Linked DNA regions of Homo sapiens: region 1 is linked to region 2. Evidence: chromatin contacts called from ENCODE Hi-C or POLR2A ChIA-PET data. All regions are on one chromosome and are shown on one strand. Each heading gives the region's core, a stretch centred on a gene start or an enhancer-like site at or near the end of the contact. The rest is flanking DNA. Distances are from core to core; before and after follow the strand shown.

Region 1 (7,481 bases), core at 4,261-6,760, 94 kb after region 2:
AAACCCCGTCTCTACTAAAAAAAAAAAAACCAAAAATTAGCTGGGCGCAGTGATGCACGCCTGTAACCCCAGCTGCTCAGGAGGCTGAGGCAGGAGAATCGCTTGAACTTGGGAGGCGGAGGTTGCGGTGAGCCAAAATCGTGACACTGCACTCCAGCTTGGGGGCAACAGAGCAAGACTTGTCTCAAAAAAAAAAATATATATATATATATGTATATGTGTATATATACACACACACACACATATATATATATGCAAGGGGATGGAAGGATGGACACAGGCATGGGTTTGGGCCACACAGTCTTGCTGGGCCTCCTGCCCATGGCCCTCCTGGGGTCCGGAACCTGGCAGAGGCTGAGGTTCCGGAGAAGTTGGGCCCCCAGCCTGTTCACTGGGGCACAGGTCACGCTGTAGACGCAGCCCCACTAGCTTGTTTAGGGGTCGAGGACTCCTACAACATCCCCGGGAGGGGGGTGGCACTGGGACCCTTATTTCCTCCTGTGGAAGCAGAACCAGGTGACCCTCGCCCCCCGGCTGGCTGTGGTGCTGTGTGTCACCCGGCTGGGTCAGGCCCTGACACCGAGCAGGGTTCACTGTGGCTCTTGAAGACCTTGTTGTTGGGGCTGAAACGCATCTGCACCTCCACCTGGGTCCTCCGTCCCTCAGGGTGGGTGTTTATTCCCAAGCAAGGGGTCACCCAGAGAGCAGCCCAAAACCTCCCTTGAGTCCTGAGGAAGGGGCAGCCAGAGGCTGGGCTGGGAGGAGGCGTGGCAGGCGTTGGGAGCAGCTGCTCCAAGTGCAGTGACCATATTTTTCTGAGCTGAAAAATGAGGACACAGGATGTAGCTGAGGGCTTTCTCAGGTTGGTTCACTTAATGAAGGGGAAAAAACCTTCCAAAGGTATGAAAGTTAAAGCTTATTTAGTTATGTGGGGAATAGCTTGTTTTTGTGGAAGGAACCTGAGTTTCCAAAATCAGGGGTTTTCTGGAAAGGAATAATTCCATTTGGCTAATATTTGGGGGGCACCTGGACCAACCTTGTCTTTAGTGGGAAGCAAAGCAGGCATGATCCTGGCCTCACAGAGTGACGTAGGGAGACGGACAGTATTCCAATAATTTCATGGTTCAGAGGTCTTTTAGGAGGTAACTGATGAAGAGGGAGCGCAGGATGGGGTGGGGAAAGCACATTCCAGGCAGGGAACAGCATATGCAAAGGCCCTGTGGCTGGAGGGAGAGCTTCGCGTTTGAGGGACAGGAGGGCAGCCCCGAATGTGACGAGCGAGAGGGAGAGGAGGATGGAGATGTGGGCAGGGGTCAGTCTGGGCGGTGGCCAGCAGCCATGAGAGTGTGATGGGCTGTCTCTGGCAGGCAGTGGGGGAGCCATGGATGGTTGGACACAGGCGTGACCTGGTCATCCTGGTGGATGTTGATGGTGATGAGGAGAAGGATGGGGTTGAGAATCGTAGGAGGTACTGAGTTCTTACCGCGTGCCAAGCACCATTTCACAGATCGAAGTGAGGGCTGGGGAGGGGAAGTGACTTATCCAGGTCACACCACTGGCAAATGGCAGAAATGGGACTCAGACCGCATCTGTCTGGCCACACAGTCCGCACGCTCGTCCTGCATGTCCTGTACACACTGTACACAGAGCTGCCCTTTGTCTGGATGCGGAAGCCAAGGGACATGCAGACGACCCTGTCACCTGCCTCCCTGTGGTGCTGACTCCTCTCTGCTCTGAGTTCCAGGCTGGGTGGGGACTGCAGGTCACAGGATTGGCCGGAGCTGGAAAAGCCCAGCTCAGTTCCTGCTGAGGCCCAGCAGGGGAAGGAGAGGTTGCAACATCGGCGGAGGCTGAGGTTCCGGAGAAGTTGGGCCCCCAGCCTGTTCACTGGGGCACAGGTCACACTGCAGACGCAGCCCCACTAGCTTGTTTGGGGCTCGAGGACTCCCACAACATCCCCGGGAGGGGGGTGGCACCGGGACCCTCATTTCCTCCTGTGGAAGCAGAACCAGGTGACTGCACTGCTGTAGACCCACCAGCGGCATTGAAAAAACCCTCACCAGGCTGGGCGAGGTGGCTCATGACTGTAACTCCAGCACTTTGGGAGGCCAAGGCAGGCAGATCAATTGAGGTCAGGAGTTCAAGACCAGCCTGGTCAACAAGGTGAAATCCCATCTCTACCCAAAATACAAAAACTAGTCCGGTGTGGTGGTATGCACCCGTAATCCCACTACTCAGGAGGCTGAGGCAGGAGAATCGCTTGAACCCGGGAGGCGGAGGTTGCAGTGAACCGAGATTGCGCCACTGCACTGCAGCCTGGGCGACAGAGTAAGACTCTGTCTCAAAAAAAAAAAAAAAAAAAAAAGAAAGAAAAGAAAAAAGAAAAAGCCCTTATCCCCTCCTTAATCATTAGGGAAATGCAGATGAAAACCCGGATGAGACGTCACCTCCCACCCATTAGGATGGCTACTATCAGGAACCAGAAAGAACAAGGGCTGGTGGGGAGGAGGTGGAGAAATTGGAACTCTCAAGCATTGCTGGTAGGAATGAAAATGGTGCAGCCGCTGTGGAAAACAGCATGGCAGTTCCTCAAAAAAAGTAAAAATAGAATTACCATATGATCTAGCATTTCCACTTCTGGGTATGTACCCAAACGCGTTGAAAGCAAGGCCTCGAAGACATATTCATGCTCCCATCTTCATAGCAACATCACTCACAATAGCCAGAAGGTGGAAGCAACTCAAGTGTCCTTGAATGCAGGAATAAACAAAATTTGATACATACGTACAATGGAATATTATTTAGCCATAAAAAGGAAATTCTGACACACGCTATAACATGGATGAACCTTGAAGACATTACGCTAAGTAAAATAGCCTGTCACAAAAGGACAAATACAATAGGATTCCACTTATGTGAGGCTCTAAAGAAGTCACATTCATAGAGACAGAGAGTGGAATGGTGATGGCCAGGGAGAAGGAGGAGTTAGTATTTCACGGGTACAGAGTTTAAGTTTTACAGGATGAAAAGAGTTCTGTGGGTGGATGGTGGTGACCGTTGCACAATAGCATGAATGTACTTAACACTACAGAACTACACACTTAAAAATGGTTAAGATGGCACATTTTATGTGTATTTTAAAAAATTTTTATTCTCAGTTCTCTTATGTTATTGACAGCTGGCTTTCTTTTAAGTTTTTTTTCTTTTTTCTTTTTTGAGACAGTGTCTCACTCTGTCACTCAGGCTGAAGTGTTGTGGAACCACCACAGCTCACTGCAGCCTTGAACTCCTGGGCTCAAGCGATCCTCCCACCTCAGCCTCCGGAGTAGCTACCACATCCAGCTAGTTTTTTACTTTTTTGTGGACACACGGTCTCACTATGTTGCTCAGGCTGGTCTAGAACTCCTGGCCTCAAGCCATCCTCCTGTCTGGGCCTCCCAAAGCGTGGGATTACAGGCGTGAACCAACTCCCGGCCTTAAGTTAGTTGCTTTTGTAAGAAATAAAAATACCAGGCGGTAATTGGCATTAGAGCAGTCAAAAATCTCAGATGCTAGTGTTCCTGGGCAAGTAACCTTGCCTCTCTGAAGCTCAGTTTTCTCATGGGGAAATGGGATCGTGATGGCACCTCCCTCCTGGAGCCACTGTGAGGGTTCCATGATGCCTCCGAGGTGCTCTTCCCAGCGGCCAATGTGCAGTGAGCACCCAGCTGCCCCTATAGGACTGGCAGGTCTTCCTTGAGCCTTTGGGGTTAGGGATTTAAGCAGCATAGGCCTTAGTCAGAGGAGAAAAAGTCCCTTACCCCACCATCCACATGGGGAAACGGGCCTAGAAGAGTCAAAGGACTTGCCAAGATCTCTCAGCATCTCCTGAACTGGAATGTGGTTTTCCAAGAGTCCCCTCAGGACCCGGGCCAGGCTTCACCTGTGCCTGGGTGTGCAGCTGTATTGGTCAGCAGGGCTCCCTCTGCTGTGGTAACAAATGAACCCCGCATCTGAGCGCCTTAAAATGGTCAAGGTTTGTTTCGCATCCGGCAAAGTCTGCTGTGTGTCCAGGCAATTCTTTTATTTTTTTTTTTTGGAGACAGAGTCTCTCTCTGTTGCCCAGGCTGGAGTGCAGTGGCACAATCTCAGCTCACTGCAGCCTCCGCCTCCCGGGTTCAAGCGATTCTCCTGCCTCGGCCTCCCGAGTAGCTGGGACTATAGGCGTGTGCCGTCACGCCCAGCTAATTGTTGTATTTTTAGTAGAGACGGGGTTTCACCATGTTGGCCAGGCTGGTCCCGAACCGCTGACTTCAAGTCATCTGCCCACCTCGGCCTCCCAAAGTGCTGGGATTACAGGTGTGAGCCACCGTGCCCAGCCTCCAGGTGATTCTTCGGGGTAACTGCCCTCGCTATGAAGGGAGGCTTAAAAATCCAGGCTGCCTCCTGCTGGTGGCACCCCCATCTCCAGATCACTGAGTCACGGGAAAGAGCATCACATCACTTCCTCCCACGGCTCACTAGCCGGGGGCCTCATGCAACCGCAAAGGTGGCGGGTCCTAAGAAAGAGACGAAAACTGGCTATAGGTGAGCACTAGATGTTTCTACTCACAGTCAGGGTGGGGTGTGAATCGAGCTGCCCCTTTCAAAATACAAATGAAGGCTTCCTGTTCTTTTTCTGTCCTTGAAGAATCCCGGGGACGGGCCCTAGCAGGCAGGCATTTTTTTTTTTGAGACGGATCTCGCTCTCTCGTCCAGGCTGGAGTGCGGTGGCATGATCTTGGCTCACTGCAACCTCCACCTCCCAGGTTCAAGCGATTCCCCTGCCTCAGCCTCCCAAGTAGCTGGTATTATAGACATGCACCACCACCCCCAGCTAATTTTTGTGTGTGTGTGTATGTGTGTGTGTGTGTGTGTGTATATATATATATTTATTATTATTATTATTTTTTTTTTTGTAGAGACCGGATTTTGCCATGTTGGCCAGGCTGGTCTTGAACTCCTGACCTCAAGTGATCCACCTGCCTCGGCCTCCCAAAGTGCAGGGATTACAGGTGTGAGCCACTGCACCCGGCCTCAGGCAGGTATTTTTACCAGCCGAATACTCTTGCACTGTGCACTCTTCGTGTTCATCATCAGTCCCCCGGATGGGTGTTTAAGGCATTTCCAAAGCTCTGTTATTAAAAACACGATGCAATGAGTTTCTTTCAGCATTTCCCCTTGTTGCCGTGTGAATGCGTCCGTGGTATAACTTCCTAAAAGTGGAATCGCTTGGTCAAAGGGTGGGTGCATTTAGCAACCTGATGGCTTTCCAGGAGACAAGTGCTGCCTCCCGGCCACGAGCTTTTAAGAAGAACTGTTGATGGAACCCGAGCTGGAGTCCCAGGGACCGGGGCGAGTTCTCCATCCCAGGGGATTTTCAGATGGGACACTGGGGAGAAGCTGCCCTGCCCATCTGAACTCTATGATCCCAGTACTAACACTGGTAGCTGTGCCATCCCCAGTATAGAGACAGCACCGTGCTCTTGGGAGGGTGAGTCATTGGCCCCCGGCTGCCCAGCAAACAGCATGTGACCCCCACTTCCCAGCCAGGCCTGGGTCCTCTTGGGTTCCGAGATCCCAGCCCCCTGCTGTGATCCTCAGGGATCCCTTCTTGACTGGCGTCTCCCAGAGGCACTTGTGTTCCCCCAGAGCTTGCTCTCCACAAGTTTCTGAAACTCATTGCTGCTGCTGGAGACTCCATTGGGTCTAGCTCTTGGCTGCTCTGGTTGTGCAATCACCCGTCTGCACGTTTTTCTTTCGTGCAGAGAAAGATCTGCCTCATCTTTCTGCAAGAGCATCTTGGTATTTATACACTTTTTGTCTTGATTTTACAATTTTTGGCTGGGCACGGTGGCTTACGCCTGTAATCCCAACACTTTGGGAGGCTGAGGAGGGTGGATCATGAGGTCAGGAGTTCAAGACCAGCCTGGCCAAGATGGTGAAACCCTGTCTCTACTAAAAATACAAAAATTAGCCTGGCGTGGTGGCGGGCACCTGTAATCCCAGCTACTCGGGAGGCTGAGACAGAGAATTGCTTGAACCCGGGAGGCGGAGGTTGCAGTGAGCTGAGATCACACCACTGTGCTCCAGCCTGGGCAACAGAGTGAGACTCCGGCTCGAGAAAAAAAAATTATTTCTTGGTTGGGCAATGTCACTGTTGTTTCTGAAAAAATACACCCTTATTGTACCATAAACTGATGAGTTGAAGCAACACTGGAAACTACAAGAAAGAAGGTAAAAGTCATCAACACGCTTCACCTGGAGATGACTCTGGTTAATGTCTAGGTGGACGTCCTTCTGCAGAGTGTACACATTTCGCCCCATCCCCTCTAATGACAATGAAAACCTCTCTGTTTCTTGCTGAAGGTGGGGTGTGTAAGTCACTGGAGTGGATCTGAGGGCCTGAAAATCTCCATCCCCTCCCCTCCCACAGCGTAAACAAACAGCCTCCCAGCACCCCTCCCGCACTGCCAGGTTGGAAGCCACCGCTCCAGCTCCAGGGAGCAAGGCTTGGTGCCCACTAAGCAGGTGCTAATGATTCCCCCACTCTCAAAGAAAGTTCCATTCACTCCCCAAGGTTCCACTCCCCTACCTTCCAGACACTCCAGTTTGTGTATTGAGTTCACACAAAGCCAAGTTGGCCTCTGTCTGCTTTGTGGTTCTATCTCTAACCCCCACCCACCATCAGCAACAATCGACTTTTTCTAAGCGCAGAGAGGGCCCCAGCTTGGGCCTGGGTGGTCCCATTTGCCTGTGCCTCTCTGGTGACATAGATGGTTGGTTGACCCCTGGGATGTCAGGGGCTTCCTGGGAGGACCTTCGCCTGCAGGGAAGAAAGAGCCTGGCCTTGCTTCTTAGGGAGGAGGCATGACCCCAGGTGGCAGTGTGGTGGTGGCGGCTCTAGGACCCAACTGGACGCAGGCGTAGACATTTCTGTAAGGACAACGGGCACCTGGAACCCACACAACCTTGCTCTGGGGCCTCTTGGAGGCACAGGGCTCTGGCAAATTGGGACATCATCCACCGGGGAGTGGCAGATGTTGCTGTTATTCCCAGTGAGGGGTGGCAGGGGTGAGTGGTGGAGGGTGTGGCAGTTTCCATGGCAGGGGCAGCTTTGCCCTGCGTGGCACCACGGTGGCCTCCCTTAGTCGTTCCTCAGACCTGTTCCTGAGCATTTGTGAGTCTTCCTGGTGCCCGAAGAAACCCTGGGGGCGGCTTGACATGAAACAAGAGCAGGAAGGGGGCAAGAGCCTGTGACACTGTCAGGGTGACCCTGTGGCTTCTTCAGGGGAGGGTGGGTGGTGCAGAAGCTTGGGTTTTGGAATCACACGGACTGGAGAGTGTCCTAGTTGAGTCTTATGCTGACTGGCTGTGTGACCTTGGGCAAGTCACTTAAGGTCTCTGAGCCCCCGTTTCCTCATCCACCCTAGAGGCACAGTAGTGCCCACGTGGTGGGCTTG
Region 2 (6,575 bases), core at 378-2,877:
TTGAGGTCAGGAGTTCAAGACCAGCCTGACCAACATGGCGAAACCCCATCTTTACTAAAAATACAAAAATTAGCCGGGTGCGGTGGAGTGTGCCTGTAGTCCCAGCTACCCGGGGGGCTGAGGCAGGAGAATCGCTTGAACCCAGGAAGTGGAGGTTGCAGTGAGCCAAAATTACAAATTGCATCGCTGCATTGTAGCCTGGGTGACAGAGTAAGACTGTCTCAAAAAAAAAAAAAAAAAATGACACGATGAGGAAGCAAATAGACCAATCCAGGTTGTGGACACTTGTAGGACACTGGCCCCGTTTCTTCAATAAATCGATGGCATGAAATGAAAAACTTTTTAAAAAGCAATAGGACATAGCAACCATATGCCACGTGGAGATATTACCTGGATCCTAACTTGAACAAATCACCTGGGAAATGACCCTGATGAGAATATCTGGGAAATTAGATGATGCCATGGGTATCAGATGATCCCACGGAGAAGCCGGGATGAGAATCCCAGCCTACTGGATGCTGATCCCTGGCTCTCACCTCCTCGTGTCCCTGTGGACATGGTGGCTGCACCCAGCAGTTGACGTGTGTGTGTGTGTGTGTGTGTGAGTGTGAGTGTGTGTGAGCTGGGGAGGGTGAGTTCACCTCTCTGAGGCCAGCTGAGGCCCGTCCCGAGGTGAAAACTGTTTTCCTCTTGCAAGGGTACAGGACACTGGAATGTCCTTTGAGCTGGCCGCGGCCATCACACAGGGCCTCAGTCCATGCCGAGCCCTCCACCTCTGCCCCAGGTCACCCTCTGCCCCCCTACTCCGGATGTCCAGGAGCCAGGCTCAGCAGCCCAGGCAGCTGGACAAAGGGGCCTTTGGAGGCTGGGCCAGGCCTGTGCCTCAGCTGTGGGCTGTGGCTGAGGCCACCACAGAAGGCTGCTTGTGGCCGGGCCGGGTGGCAGCCAGAAATAGGTCCCGCTGGGCGCTGACTCCTGCGGCCCCGCCCTGGGCTCGGCCTGGGAACGTGGGTATTTGTGGAGCTGATGGGAGGAGACCTTCATCAGGAAAGCGGGTCTATTTTGGGGCTTTTGGGAAGCGTGTTAAAAAAGGGGCCCCAGCCTTTAGCGTTTACCCTGAGCCCCTGCCTTTCATGCACAGGCTCCTGAGCCCCCGGGGTTGAAATCCTGGCTCTACCCGGCTAGCTGTGTGCCCTACGTGCTGTGTGGTCAGTCACCCCACTCTGAGCCTCGCTCTGCTCATCTGTGTGATGGGGACGAATCTTGACAGCTCCTTCATGGAGAAGATGGGGGCACAGCACCTGGCACAGTCTGCGCTCACCAGGTGCCCGAGGTCATTGGGCTTCCCCTCCCCCTTCCTCGCCTTCCGCCCTGGCTGGGGGCTGCTCCTGCTGTTGAGGTCTCTCCCAGCCCCTGGGCTGGCTCTGCAGGGCCCTGGAAGGTGGTTTGGGGCACACACTAGCCTCACCGTTGTTTAGGGGGATGGAAACGCAGAAGACCTGGCAGAGCCTTGCAAGCCCCTTGCAGCTGGGCGGCCCCTCCCCTCCCGGCTGGCTCCCTGGTTATCCACAGCCTCGCGGGCTCAGCCCTGGACCGCAGCCTCCGTCCTTCCATCATGCACCGGGGCCCTGCAGGACTCATGCTCAGCGCTGGCTGTGGGAGAAATTTCAGCCGCCTCCCCCGCGACTTCTGCGTCTGCTTGTCTTGGTGATGGAACTGCTGGCGGAGGAGCTCTGCGGGTTTAGGCCCGTGGTCCATGGGGAAATACAGACCAGGGTTCAAAGCCAGAGTCAGAGGGCGGCAGGGGGCCTTGGAGAGGGAGAGAGATAGGAGTCGTGTGTAGCCAGCTCTCCTGGAAGCCGGGGGCCAGGTCTCCCCCTCCCGGCCCCTGTGTGTCCTTGAAGCTATTTTTATATGTTGCTGGAAACCAGAATGACAGCCAGAGCCAAAGCGCTAGGAGGTTTCCCGTGCACCATGGGTCTTGCCCAGGGGACCATGGGCCATTCCCAGCAGATTGATGGAGACAGTCCAGAAGCTCCACTGTGCGGATCGGGGAGCCTGGGTCCCCCATCCCTTACCAGCTTGGAGGTCACTGTTGGAAGATCCCTGGCTGGCACAAAAATGAGGAACAAGGACTTAGAGAAGCGATGGTGAGGCTGCAAGTGTTCTGGGGTCTTTGAGCCCTGCACGAAAATCCAGAATGCTCATGGAGTTCAAAACTCATTCATGGCTGGGTGCAGTGGCTTCACACCTGTCAATCCCAGCACTTTGGGAGGCTGAGGCGGGTGGACTCCTTGAGTCCAGGAGTTCGAGACCAGTCTGGGCAACATAGTGAGATCCTCTCATCACTCCAAAAATAAAAAAAATTAGCTGGGTGTGGTGGCATGCACCTATAGTCTTAGCTACTTGGGAGGCTGAGGTGGGAGGATTGCTTGAGCCACAGGGAGGTCAAGGCTGCAGTGAGTGAGCTGAGATCACGCCATTGCACTCCAGCCTGGGCAACAGAGCGAGACTCTTTCTCAAAAAAAAAAAAATAAATAAATAAAAAAGGAATTCATTCATTCACCACTGACCTCTTTACTCATCACATATTTAAGCAGAATCTTATAGGTGCTGATGGGGGTGGGGGTCACCCACAAAACATCCAGGGCCCTGCTCTCAAGGCACTCACGAATCTGCCTGCTCCAGTCTCTGGCTCTGAACCCTCCCATGGCTCCCCATTGCCCATGGAGACAGTGGGATCTTTGTACTCTGACAAGAGCAAGTCACAGAAATGTTGCCTGCTCACCTGCGCCTCATGAGAGAGCATCCTCACCTTGCCCGTTGGGCTTTCCCCCACGTACCCCCTTTTTCCCAGTCTGGTCAGGATCTTTCAGGGGGCGACTGAGGGGACAGGACTGGGGCAGGATGGGAGAGGCTGAGATGCACACTTGCTGGGTGAGCTCTGTGCTGTTGTTTTTGGAGGGACTCTGGGAAAAACAGAAAGAAAACAAAGCACTGGAGTCACCCGGGCTAAGCTGGGTGGAATGAAGAAGAACCGAGTGAGCAGAAAGAGGGCAGGGGACTGCAAATGGGGAACTCGGGGGGTGGCATATAGTGCAAGGGTCCTGGAGGGAGAGGTGATGGGGCTGAGAAGTCCTGCTGAGGGGTATAAATTGGACTCTCCTTAGTGTGACACAAAAAATATTGAAAGTCCCTATAAAGAATGTTGGGTTGCTGCCCCGAGCTGCTTTAGTGAGACTCTGCAGAGATGGGGCCACATGGGCCCCGGAGTTACTCGAGTTACATCTGGATGGCTTGCAGGGCTTTCCATGATCTGTGGCCCGCCCAGCTCTTCAGCTTTACTGCTCATCTTCTTGCCTTTTGCCTCCCCTAAATCCTCATCTAGATTCCACCTTCCAGCCTGACCTGGTTCTTCTGACCTCCCTGAGAGCATCTTGCTTCCTGCTTCCCACAGCCTTATGGTAACAACTGCCTGGGACCTGTCTCCACCCCCATCCCGTGGCTCTTGTCTGCTGGGCCCCAATTCTCCTTCCTTGGTCACCTGTTTGAAACGCACAGACTGACTATTCCTCTCTTGCTTCCTACTGTGGTATCATTTTTAGTTCCACCTTAAAAAGAAGAATATGAAATTAGTGCACAGGTAAATTTTCCTAGCCTGTTCTTAGAATAATCCAAAGAAAAAACCCAGAATATCCAGGGAAGTGAGTTTGGCTGGTCACTTTGTCTTGCTGGTTCACAATGAAACATAGTGATTCATTCATTAAACAAAAATCATTTAGTTTGGGGCCAGTGACATAAATATACTTAGTGGAACTCAAGCCTCTATAATCCCAACCCTAACCCCCAAACCAAATCTAAACCCAGTTCTAGCCCCAATACCAACCACAATCTTAAAGCCAACCCTAATCCCAAACCCATGCTAACTCCAATCCTAACCTCAACCCTAAATCCAATCCCAAGCCTAACCGAAACACCAAAACCAACTCTAACCCCAACCCAACTCTAAACCTAACCGAAAACTCAACTCTAACCCCAGATCCAACCCTAATTCTAATCTTCCTGTTAAAAGTCTTCCTTCCTTCCCTCCCTCCCTCCCTCCTTCTCTCTCTCTCTCTTTCTCTTTTCTTTCTCTCATGGAAACGGACTCACTCTGTTGCCCAGGCTGGAGTGCAGTGGTGTGATCAAGGCTCACTGCACCTTCGAGCTCCTGGGCTCAAGCCATCCTCCCACCGCAGCCTCCTGAGTAGCTGGGACCCACAGGCATGCACCTGTGGGTCATACCTGGCTAATTTTTGTATTTTTTGTAGAGATGGGGTTCCATTATGTTGCCCAGGGTGGTCTCGAACTCCTGGGCTCAAGCAATCTGCCCATGTCGGCCTCCCAAAGTGCTGGGATTACAGGCGTGAGCCACCATGCCCAGCCTCAGCCTTCCTTTTCTTTCTTAGTGCAATGTGCAGAGTATGATGAAATGCATTTCTGATTCTAGATTGTCCAGTGCCTTCAGATTGGAACAGGTAGAAGGTGAGTGAAACTGGATTGAATATAAGCCCAATCCCGGGAATCACTTTGAAAAACAGGGGTGTGTATTTTAGTTTAAGTCCCCAGGAGCCTATTTTGTGGCCATTTTCGAAAATCAAGATCCTTAGTGTGACCCTATCTAACTGGCCTTCCATAGACGCCTCCCTTGCCGGCTTCTGGACCACACAGACATTGTCCTTGCACGCATGCCCAAGCTCCTTCTGGCCTCCAGGCTCAGAGCACCCACACGCTGTTCCCTTTGCCTGAAATTCTTTTCCTCCACTCCTCACCAGGCTAACTCTGGCTCAGTCCTCAGGTCCCTCTTAAAGGTCACCTCCTCAGGGAGGCCTGCCCTGCCTGCCCCTCCCCCAGCTCCTTTTTATTTCCTACGTGCTCATGGCTCATGAGTTTTCCTTTCAGGGCATTTATGGATATTTGTGGCTGCGTGTTTGTTTGCCTGTTTATTTCTTTAACGTCTGTCTCCCCAGCCAGACGGTGACCTCTTTCAGGACAGGAATGTTTTGTTCACAGTTGTAGCCTGGGTATCTAGCACAGTGCCTGGCACACAGCAGACTTACAGAAAACTGTTGAATGAATGAATGAATGAGTGAATGAATGAAGGAGTGCATTTCCCACTTCTTCCTAAAAGTGAAACAGATTTCAGCTCATTGAAACTCCTGGCTAGGGGGTATTTGTTGGTCTCAGGCCCTGCTCTGGGCCCTGGGGAAGCCAGGTAAGAGGGACGCGGTCCCTCGGTGCAGCCATCTGTTTCTGCCTCCATTGAACTCTCTCAGGCTTACTTAGAAACAGAGGTTTTTGAGAATCCATTTTCTCATTTCAGATTCTCCTCCACGTGGAGTGGGAAGTCGGCAGGTATCATCTCCACTGCTTCACAAGATGCTTTTTCCCAGAGAGGCAAAAACGCCCGTGAGGGTGACCCGGCTGGGAGGCAAACCCTGTCCTGCCCCCAGCTCTTGGCACTGTAACTTTCTTTCTGCCCCTGCACCCAGAAATGCTCATCTGTGTCTACCTCCGGGAACTCAGCAGCCTGGATGCTGCATGAGACCCTGAGGGACTGCAGTACCATCTTCCCAGTTTGTCGACAGGCACGTTGAGGCAGGTACTGGGATCAGGCTTGGGCAAATGAGCCTCTGAGAGGGTGGATCCTTCACTTACGAATGAGGTCCTTCTTTCCATAGGAGCAGGAAAAAGGCCGTTTGTCGTAAGGGTCACTGCTGTTACTGGTCACCTCTGGGTGCGAGTCCTGGGCTAATCGCATATCTTGCGGGACCCTGACAACTCCCCCATTTATCAGATGAGGCAAAGCAAGGCTCAGTCACTTGCACAACGCATATCGCTAGTAAGCGTTGCTGGTGGGATCACACTCAGCACTTCATAGGCAAAGAAAATCCCAGGAGTGCCGAGGAAACGCTGTCAAGATGTCAAAAATACGCGGTAAGACGTCAGCCCGGTGAGCATCCTCCGCACTGCGGACCGCCCGGGGTCGGGGTCACCCGGGCCCCGCCCCGAGCTTGCTGTCGTATCGGCCCCGCCCCACCCACGCCCTCCCGGCCCCTCCTGCTCCGGGCGCGCTCGGCTCCGCCCCCACGGGCAACACGGCCTCCCATTGGCCGCGGTTTCCATGGTTACGCGGGCCGGCGGAGCTGCGGGCTCCCAGACACGTGTCCCCGGGAGCCGCCCAGAATTTGACAGGGGACCATGTGCGCGGCAGCGCGGGAGCGAGACAAAGGACCGGGGGAGGCGGGGAACGAAGCCGGGCGGAGGGGTCCGCGTGGCCCGGGCGGGGATGGGCCCCGCGCTTCTCCTGCGAGCAGGGCACCCCCTCTTCCTTTTTATTTTGAAGGAAAGGGAAAAAAGGAATTGCTACGGAAAGAGAGGTGGGAGAGGAACCCAGTCAATTTCACCTGCTCCCCTTCCTCCAGGAAGAATCGGGTACGCGGGCATCTGAGAACCCGCAGGGTTTCTGCTTATGCCTCCCGGCCCTGAGTTTCTAACCCCACATTGACCTCAGACCTTGAGGTTTAAATTCTGTT

Evidence for each region. A loop is a pair of places that touch in the nucleus more often than their neighbours do. ChIA-PET counts read pairs that join two places held with the same protein, here RNA polymerase II (POLR2A). Pooled maps may share reads with other maps.
Region 1: a loop to region 2 is called in a map of HepG2, with 2.3 times the contacts of the local background. The contact joins two enhancer-like sites. A Hi-C loop is called at or near these places in 6 of 168 maps with a recorded cell type or tissue (HepG2, Right ventricle myocardium inferior, aorta and 3 more) and 6 of 50 pooled maps. POLR2A ChIA-PET finds 5 or more read pairs at or near these places in 6 of 52 experiments (BJ, Caco-2, Panc1 and 2 more).

The regions. Positions count from the first base shown.
Region 1 is chr9:129,342,286-129,349,766 of GRCh38, forward strand. It overlaps LINC01503 (long intergenic non-protein coding RNA 1503), which reads left to right. Exons shown (of 4, transcript NR_120686.1): 4 at 4,941-5,192. Among named protein-coding and RNA genes, the nearest start is that of LINC01503, 9.1 kb to the left of the region's middle. Within about 2 kb of position 5,511, at least 7 of the 41 ENCODE cell types and tissues checked have a DNase peak (open chromatin) inside an H3K27ac peak, as active enhancers do.
Region 2 is chr9:129,252,409-129,258,983 of GRCh38, forward strand. It overlaps IER5L-AS1 (IER5L antisense RNA 1), which reads left to right. Exons shown (of 7, transcript NR_187590.1): 3 at 4,490-4,524; 4 at 5,363-5,394; 5 at 5,921-5,976; 6 at 6,386-6,474. Among named protein-coding and RNA genes, the nearest start is that of IER5L-AS1, 19 kb to the left of the region's middle. RefSeq lists enhancers at 391-1,246, 6,199-6,575 and a silencer at 6,016-6,065. Within about 2 kb of position 1,628, at least 12 of the 41 ENCODE cell types and tissues checked have a DNase peak (open chromatin) inside an H3K27ac peak, as active enhancers do.